Regions from separate parts of the Homo sapiens genome. Here region 2 is linked to region 1. The links are chromatin contacts, found by Hi-C or POLR2A ChIA-PET in ENCODE. All regions are on one chromosome and are shown on one strand. The core of a region is the stretch at or near the end of the contact, and the rest is flanking DNA. Distances in the headings are between cores, read along the strand shown.

Region 1 (3,920 bases), core at 602-3,101:
GGCCTATTACAAATTATCAATCTCACAAATCCTTGATATCTTGCGAGAAAACTAAAAAGTACACCAACATATACATAACTGTAAAAACTGCATTGGAAGAAGAGTGCTATGAGAAGGGAGTATTGAGAAATGTAATTTAAAAGGGAAAGGGGTCTAAGAACTGTATCTCAGATAAGTGTACAGCATGTGCAAAAAAAAAAAAGCCTTAAGGGAATCACACAACTTATTGGAGTATTTTGGGTTTGAGTTCGGATAATTTCTAGGACGAAATAAATTCAGTTGAGTTAGAAATGGAATCTCTCAGTATCCAAACTACAGAACAACTGCTTAAATTGTTAAGATTTCCTGTTGGATTTAACAGGGAAATGGGTTAAGTGTCCTAAAATTTAATGAGTCGAAATCATTTGTTTTGGTTTAAACTAATTACCAACTCAACTCATTCTGGTGATAGGGTCTCTCTCTCCCTCTTTCACTCCAAAGGCCTCCTCAAGCATTCCTCAAGGGTGTTCCCACCTCGGGGCCCTGGAGCTTTCTGCTCCTTCCACCAATTTCCCTAAATACCAAGAGTGACTAGATTTATCAAAAGGAATGAGCCTCCCAGTCACAATATCCACTCGGCAGCTTCATCTATTTTTAGCTGCCAGTCTCCTATAGGTATTTATATGTTTGGTCCCTGAATTACAGCGTCATCAATTCCTAGACCTCAGAATTCAGGCTTGTAACTTGCCCTCTCTGAACTTTAGCTCTGAATTCATCTATTTAATGAGATCGATATCTTCCTCAAAGGAAAGCAAGTAAACAATCAGCATATTGCTGGGCTCAGGAAAATCACTCAATACCTGGTAGCTTTTGTTATACAGCACAATTATTAATGAAAACTACTCATTTGGGTGCCAGAAGGCATCCCAGGTGACTTGTGGTAGATAATCACACCTTCTTTAAACCTCCTATTTAAGGCAGAATATAATGCCCTGACTCAATAGGCAATAAAACTCAACTGAACTAAATATCTCAACCTTCATTTATCTACTTACAACAAACTTCTGCCATTCACTAACAACTGGGGCATACAAGAATAAAGAATGAAAATAACATTTACTGAGTGCTTAATATGGGCCACACGCGGGGTCACATAAATACTTTGCGTATTCCCCACGTCATTTAATAATCGCAAGAACCTAGTAATGAACCCAGTTTTACAGATGAGGAGCCTGCCCAAAGTTGCTCAGCAAGTAACTGTCAGAGGCAGCACTAGATCCCAGGGGCTGACTCCCGAGTCCAGGTTCTCAACACTGAATCGGAGATTTGGTTCCAGGCCTGGAGGGGTTCACAATCTGCAGCTGTCACTGAAGAGGATCTACAGGGCAAAACCCCAACCCGAAGGGCACCGGCAAGAACTGGTCCAACGCGACGCAGTACACAGGCCTCTGCGTAAGGGGCGAGCGCGGAGCTGGTACCTTTGCCTGAGGTTTCCGCGCGGGGCTGTGGCGCCGACGGATCCATCCGGCCAGGGGGAGGGGCCGAGCCCGGCTGCATGTAACACCCGGAAGGCGGCGGAGGACAGCAAGGTGGCTGGCCGGCAGGCCAATGGCGGCCAACGCCACTTCCGGCCGCCCTCCGAGCATCGCTCTTCGGCAACCCGAAGCCACAGGATGGAGGAGGGGGATCCCAGCAAAGGTAGCGACTAAGGGGACCCAAGCAGAACGGGAGGGCGACGTCCGGAGCGGCGGCAGAGCCAGGGGACGCTGTGTGAGGCTGGCAAAGCGGTGTTCACCTAGTTCTCTCGGGCTCCGCCGCCGCCGGAGGAGGACAGGAGGCCGGCAAGGCGACCCCCAAATCTTCCTAGGCTCTGACTTCCGTCTCCTAACCCCCGCAAATTCCAACCCGGTCTTGGAAAATCCCGCGAGAACGGGCTCCCGAATTGTCATTGGGATCTCGCGAGAACGAAATCTTCCTTTCTGTGGGCGGAGCAATCTTCCCGATGTCTCTTCCCTCTGAGGCCAGTAGCAGGAAGGGCCTCGGGAGTTGCGAGTGTCGCGAGGTTTGAGGTCGCTCGGTGGGCCGGGCGCTGTGCGAAGCTAGAAATAACTGGGGGCATGGAGAATGCGGTGGCTGTAAAGGGCCGCTGAGGCGGTGGAGGCCTGGCAGAGAGCGTCCCCGCGGTCGCGGCTTCTGGCTTCTCTGTGGAGCTTGGTTCTTCCGTGGTGGTGCAGCACCCCAGGAACTTCAGGAACCAGTCCTTCCTTGGAGAGCTCCCCGGGACAGCCACGGGGGCCAAGTGAAACTAGCGCGTTTTCTTGGATCCTACACTTTATAGTGAGTCATAAATACTTTAAATACAAAGCCAACAACATTTGCTGCAAATAAACGTAAAAATACTGTTAAAGTGTAAAGTGTTTTCCTCCGTACCATCTGACGTTTCTGGCGGTTCGTTGAACGCGAGAGAACGCTGAGCCGTCTGCACTGAGCCCGGGAGCATCTTCAGGGCAGCGCCGCCCACGCGCGAGGTGAATGAAGGACACGGCCTCTTGACACTCCCAGGCAGCACAGATAGACGGATCCGTAAGTGGCTCCCGCGCATGTTAAAATTTGTATACTGTAAGGTATTTCATGGATTGAGTGAAATACCTGACAGGGCCTGTATCCGTTCCCTATTGCCACAATAACCAAAAACCACAAACTTTGTAGCTTGAAACAGCACAAATTTATCATCTGACAGACAATGCATTTATTATCTCACGGTTCTGTAGATCAGAAGTGCTACCTGGGTGTCACCCGGGCTGCACTCCTTTCTGGTGACTCCACAGGACAATCCTTAGCTTGCCTTTGCCAGCTTCTGTCCACATTCCTTGGCTTTGGTCCCTTCCTCCATCTTCAAAGCCAGTGATATGCCATCTCTCTGAACCTTCCATCCTCAAGTCTACCGCTGATTGCAGCTGGAAAAGATTCTGAGGGCTCACCTGAGTAATCCAGGATCATCTTCCCATTTCCAGGTCTCTGCCCTTGATCACATCAGCAGAATCCTTTTGCCATGTAAGCTAATATATTCACGAATTCCGGAAATTAGGAGATAAACATCTTTGGGGGATCATTATTCTGCCTACAGTAGTGTCTTAAGAAAACAATATGGCTGTTTGCAAATAGATCTCAATTCTATGGCAGATACTAAAAACTAGTAGTATGTGTTCATAAAATGCTTCATTTAAAATATGACTTGTTTGCTTACCAGCAGGCAATAACTTTAAGCCTAAGTGAAACATCTAACTCAGCCATCTATGTGTGAGTTGTTGGCCAGATCACTTCTCCGTGTTTTATTGTACTCACCTATCACCATTACAGTGAAGCTAATAATAGTAAACTACCTAAAAATGGTAATTGTAAAAAATTAGATAATTAAGTAAAACTCCTAAAACAGTAGCTGGTCATAGTAAGGAATATATGTGTTGTTATTACTATTATTATCAATGGAATGCATCCACTTGAAAGTTGCATTCTACATAGCCATTATGTCAGTTTAATATTTTGGCTAATAGGCCGGGCGCGGTTGGCTCATGCCTGTAATCCCAGCACTCTGGGAGGCCAAGGTGAGCGGATCATGAGGTCAAGAGATCAAGACCATCCTGGCCAATATGGTGAAACCCCGTCTCTAATAAAAATACAAAAATTAGCTGGGCGTAGTGGCACATGCCTGTAGTCCCAGCTACTCAGGAGGCTGAGGCAGGAGAATCGCTTGAACCCGGGAGGTCTATAGAGGTTGCAGTGAGCCGAGTTTGCGCCACCGCACTCTAATCTGGCGACACAGCGAAAAACACTACTAATTATAATTGTAATTCTTGATTCTGACATGCACCCTGATATTGGAAATCTTAAAATCTAGAAAAATCTGCTGCTTGTTATTGATGGATTATATCTCTTTTCAC
Region 2 (3,920 bases), core at 582-3,081, 2.1 Mb before region 1:
GTCGGGAGGCCCCGCGGGGCCGCCCTCCGCGGGAAAGCCACTGGCCCGCTGGGGCACCCGGCCGCGGCGCTAACTGGCCCGCGCCGGTCCGCGGCGGGGGGGGGGCTCGCGACGGCGGGCAGCCGCGCTAAACCCGGGAGACGAATGGGGCAATTCCCACAGGTCGGACCCACGCCCACGCAGCCGCGCCGCAAGAGGGCCGCCCTCAGGCCCCTACAGCCCGCAAGGCGCGCGGCCGACCGCACCAGGCCGCTCTCAAGCACGTGGGAGGCCAGAGGCCGCCCGGCCCACGAGCCGAGCCGAAGCCCGCCCAAAATCCCGCGCGCCCGGCGCGGGGCGGGGGCGGCCGCCTGCCGTTGCCCTTTTAAGAAGGGGGAGGGGGTCGGCAGCGCGCCCGCGACGGGATGAGTCGGCGGCGGCCGCGGCGCGCGGCTCCCGCCAGTGGGAGCCAAGCCCCGGCGGGGCGGGGGGAAACAGACCGAGGGCTCGGCGCGGGAAGAGGCGGCCGCCAGCCAGCGCCGAGGGCGGGCGGGCAAGGCCAAGCTCGTGGGCCGGCTCACCAGGCGCAGGGAGACGGGCACCCGCCAACATGGCGCTGCGGCGGCCTGTGGCGCGCCCCGGCTGGCGTGAAGAGCCGCCGCCCGCCCACACGGAGGGGCCAGCCTCCCGGGGCAAGGGCAGGGGCCCCGGGCGCCGCCGCCGCGGCACAGGGGGAAGGGCGAGGCCGTCGCCACAACGGTTGGCCTTGGTCGACCCGGGCTGCCCCTGGGAGGCAGGAGTGGGCAAGGCCGAGGGCGAAGAGGGAGCGAGAGAACGGGGGAGAAAGTTTTATTTTTGGGCTTGAAAAATGGCGGGAACCACGTCCTTTTTTCAAACTTGGCCTCGGGAGGGGCGGCGGTTGCGCCACCTCCGCCGCCCTGGCCCGCCCCTCCCCCGCTCCGCGCGCCGGGCCGCGCCCGCCCAGGCCTCCAGGCGCCCGAGGGGGCTTCTCGCTCCCTTCAAAAGAAAAAAGCCCCCTCCTCGCCCCACGACTGCTGACCTCGGCCGGGCCGGCGCCCACGGCGAGCTCCGGCCACAAGAGCCCCCGTCCCGCCCCACCCGCGCCCCTTCCCCGGCCGGCCCGGGGCGCGCGGAGCCCGGCCTGGCCCAGGCGGGGATGGCCGCGCAGCTCCTCGGCAGGCCGGGCCTCCGCCCGGCCGCGCATCCCGGGAGGCTGCAAACATGGCTCCCAGCGTTACACAACCCCCGCCTCCCTCTCTCGCCGCCGGCCACTTGCACACGCGCTCCCTCAGGGGAAAGACCCCGGCGGGCGAAGCGCTCAAAGTTTGCTTTCCCCCACACCGCTGCCTCCCCCCGGCCGCCCCAGGGGCCCGCGGGCGGCAAAGAGTTAATCCTCGCGCGCTCGCTCCCCCCTCCGCGCCCGCCCGCCTTCCCCGTCCGAGCCCACGAGCTGCGCTCTTCCCCGCGCCGGGGCCGGCGAACCCTCAGCCCGGGCCCCGCAGGTGGCCACCATTACATGCAAGTCATCGGGGGAGAGGGCACCCAGAGGGGTCTCTGCTTACAGCTGCCGGGGTCCGGTTCCTCAGCTCCAGGTGGATCCTCCTCTTCATGTCCATGTTCCCCTCTTCCCCCCTCTTCAAACTTAACTTTCCGCGGCGGGGGCGGAGGGGGGAGAGGCGTCCCGGCTTGCGCAGCGAGGGCCGTCGGAAGGGTTTGCTAGCGGCGGAGGCCGGCGGCGCGGTCCTGGGTGGCGGGCGGCGTGCGGGCAGGCGAGCGGAGCCCCCGGAGCCAAGTTACTCACGGGAGCGGAGAGAAACCATGGAGGGAAAAGGGGGCTGGAGCGCAGCGCTGGGCTCACTACCGCCGCCCCCGGCCGCGGCCTGCACTGCGCTTAAACCGGCGACGCGGCGCGGCAGCTGCTCGGCTCCACTCGGCCCCGCGCGGCGCTGCTCGGCTCGGCGGCCGCGGCTGCACCAAGGCGGGGCGGGGAGACTCGCGGCGGGCGGGGCGGAGGCTGGGGAAAGGCGCAGCCCGAATAGAGGAGCGACTTCCTCCCTCTCTCCGATTGCACGTGGGGCGGCTGATGTAAGACCTTTCTCGTGGGTGGGGGGGCTTCCCCGCCCCCCGGCCCCCGCCGCGCTGAGACTCCTTCTACCTCCGGCCCCACGTCGTCGCGCCCGGAGCTGGGCTTGCGGCCCGGGCTGGGAGGTTCGCGGGAAGGGTTGGTGGGAAGCTTTGCAGTCCGGCTGCGGGGGTCCCTAAAACCCAGTCCATCCGGGGAGGCTCACGGGGGCGGCCCGACGCCCGCGGAGGCGCGAGATGTGAAGAAGCCGGGGACAGGCTTTGACGTTCACCTTTTGCCTGCCACACAGTCTGGGGCCAACAGGCCGAACCCCGCTGCCTCCTTGGCAGACTGGCGTCCGTAGTGCCGCCGAGGATCCCCCCCGTCGGGACGGAATCGCGGCCGACCGGCCCTGGCAGGGCAGCTGGGGTCGCTTGCTAAGCCACAGAGCAGCCGAGCATCCCCACCCTGTTCAGGAGAGTCTCCCTCGGTTTTCTAACATTTTAATAGGAGCTAGAGAAGGAAACGATTAGCATTTCTAATAGGGCCTCAGGGTTTCCCCGCAGACTTTTTTTTTTAATCTCATTTATTCCTTAGGGCACCCCTGTGAAGTGTGTAAATTCTTGGTGGTCTAAGTTTCGCTGAAACCTGGCAGGCAGCCTTTGTCATGGTCTGGCCCAAAGGGTCCCAGGGGTTAGAGCACCAGATCGGGATGAGTGTTGTGCTTTGCAGAACACCGGGGAATGACGTTATATTCAGCGTACAATAAGTAAATACATAATGTGTCAAATCAAATACAATCTAAGAAGATCGTACTGACAAGAAGCACCAAAAACTAAGAACAATTTGTTAAAGAAAAACTTGAAATTCTATGTATTAACATGAAGTTTTATGGAAGTTAAGAAAGTGCCCCCTTTCCTATTTTACCTAAGTTTTAGTGGCAAACAACCCAAATTTAGTTGTAAACCAATTATATATCAGCTTTTAAAATACTGAGTGAGTTAACATTTGAAGATGAAAGTTTTAGAAGGAATATGGGAAAAGAAAAACTTTCTGGTAGTAGTTCCCTGACTCCGTTTGTAGTCTCAGCAGACGTCTTTATGACAAGGGAAAATGGAGACAGATGTTCTCAGGGTTACAAAAGGTCTGTAACTAAGGTTATGAGAACCACAGGGCTATGCAATGAGGGCTTTTACCAAACAAAACAAAACAAAACAAAAAATCGGTTTCATGAGCCAACAAGCGATTATTGAGGATCTGCTTTAAGGGGCTTGATATTATTTCTCTAATTCTCAGACAACTTTCTGAAGTAGGTGATAATTTAATCATTTTACAGATGAGGAGCTCAGGAATCTTAAGCTGCACGTCCAGCAAGAAGCAGAGCTAGGATTTACACCCAGATAGGTCTGACTCCACAGCCCACCATCTTGTGCTACATCATCAGTCTGGCTAGAGTGGAGTCATAGCATGGTGGGGGGCTACTTTGGTGCTGTAGGTTGGGAACAGTTGCAGAGGGCTTTTAATACCAAACAGCATGCAAGTGTCCTCGTGCAGGAAAAGGGGGGATGGTGCTGAAGGAGTCTTAAACGTGGTAGCTCTGTGCTAGAGAGTGGTAACCTGATGGCTCCCGGAGGAGGTGGTATTAATCCTTAGCATCAGGGCAAATCTTGAGACTCTGTCCTCTCTTTATGGCCAACTGGAGGGTATGAAGGACTCTTTCCCTAGGGTACATAGCTCACAGGATAGATGTGTGTTTTATAGTATTAAGCCACAAAGTAATTAATAAACATAGCCACAATGTGCTGCAAATAGAAGGCAAAAGAGCCAAAGGAGGAGAGACTACAGACACGGCACTGTC

Evidence for each region. Hi-C counts contacts between places; a loop is a spot of excess contacts on that map. ChIA-PET counts read pairs that join two places held with the same protein, here RNA polymerase II (POLR2A). Pooled maps may share reads with other maps.
Region 2: a loop to region 1 is called in a map of ascending aorta, with 7 times the contacts of the local background. The contact joins the promoter of ANP32B here to the promoter of ERCC6L2 in region 1. A Hi-C loop is called at or near these places in 1 of 168 maps with a recorded cell type or tissue (ascending aorta), 1 of 37 single-sample maps with no recorded cell type and 13 of 50 pooled maps. POLR2A ChIA-PET finds 5 or more read pairs at or near these places in 1 of 52 experiments (activated B cell).

Annotation. Positions count from the first base shown.
Region 1 is chr9:95,873,622-95,877,541 of GRCh38, reverse strand. ERCC6L2 (ERCC excision repair 6 like 2) reads right to left here and starts at 1,851. Exons shown (of 19, transcript NM_020207.7): 1 at 1,458-1,851. The coding sequence starts at 1,503. It overlaps ERCC6L2-AS1 (ERCC6L2 antisense RNA 1), which reads left to right and starts at 1,565. Exons shown (of 3, transcript NR_023390.1): 1 at 1,565-1,677. RefSeq lists enhancers at 1,641-1,700, 1,761-1,990, 1,122-1,996, 2,131-2,230, 2,271-2,320 and 1 more.
Region 2 is chr9:97,981,252-97,985,171 of GRCh38, reverse strand. ANP32B (acidic nuclear phosphoprotein 32 family member B) reads right to left here and starts at 1,831. Exons shown (of 7, transcript NM_006401.3): 1 at 1,563-1,831. The coding sequence starts at 1,616. The region is part of intron 2 of LOC124902226 (a long non-coding RNA gene); the gene reads left to right. RefSeq lists silencers at 502-731, 762-811, 822-1,021, 1,092-1,171, 1,362-1,451 and 2 more and an enhancer at 1,079-1,961.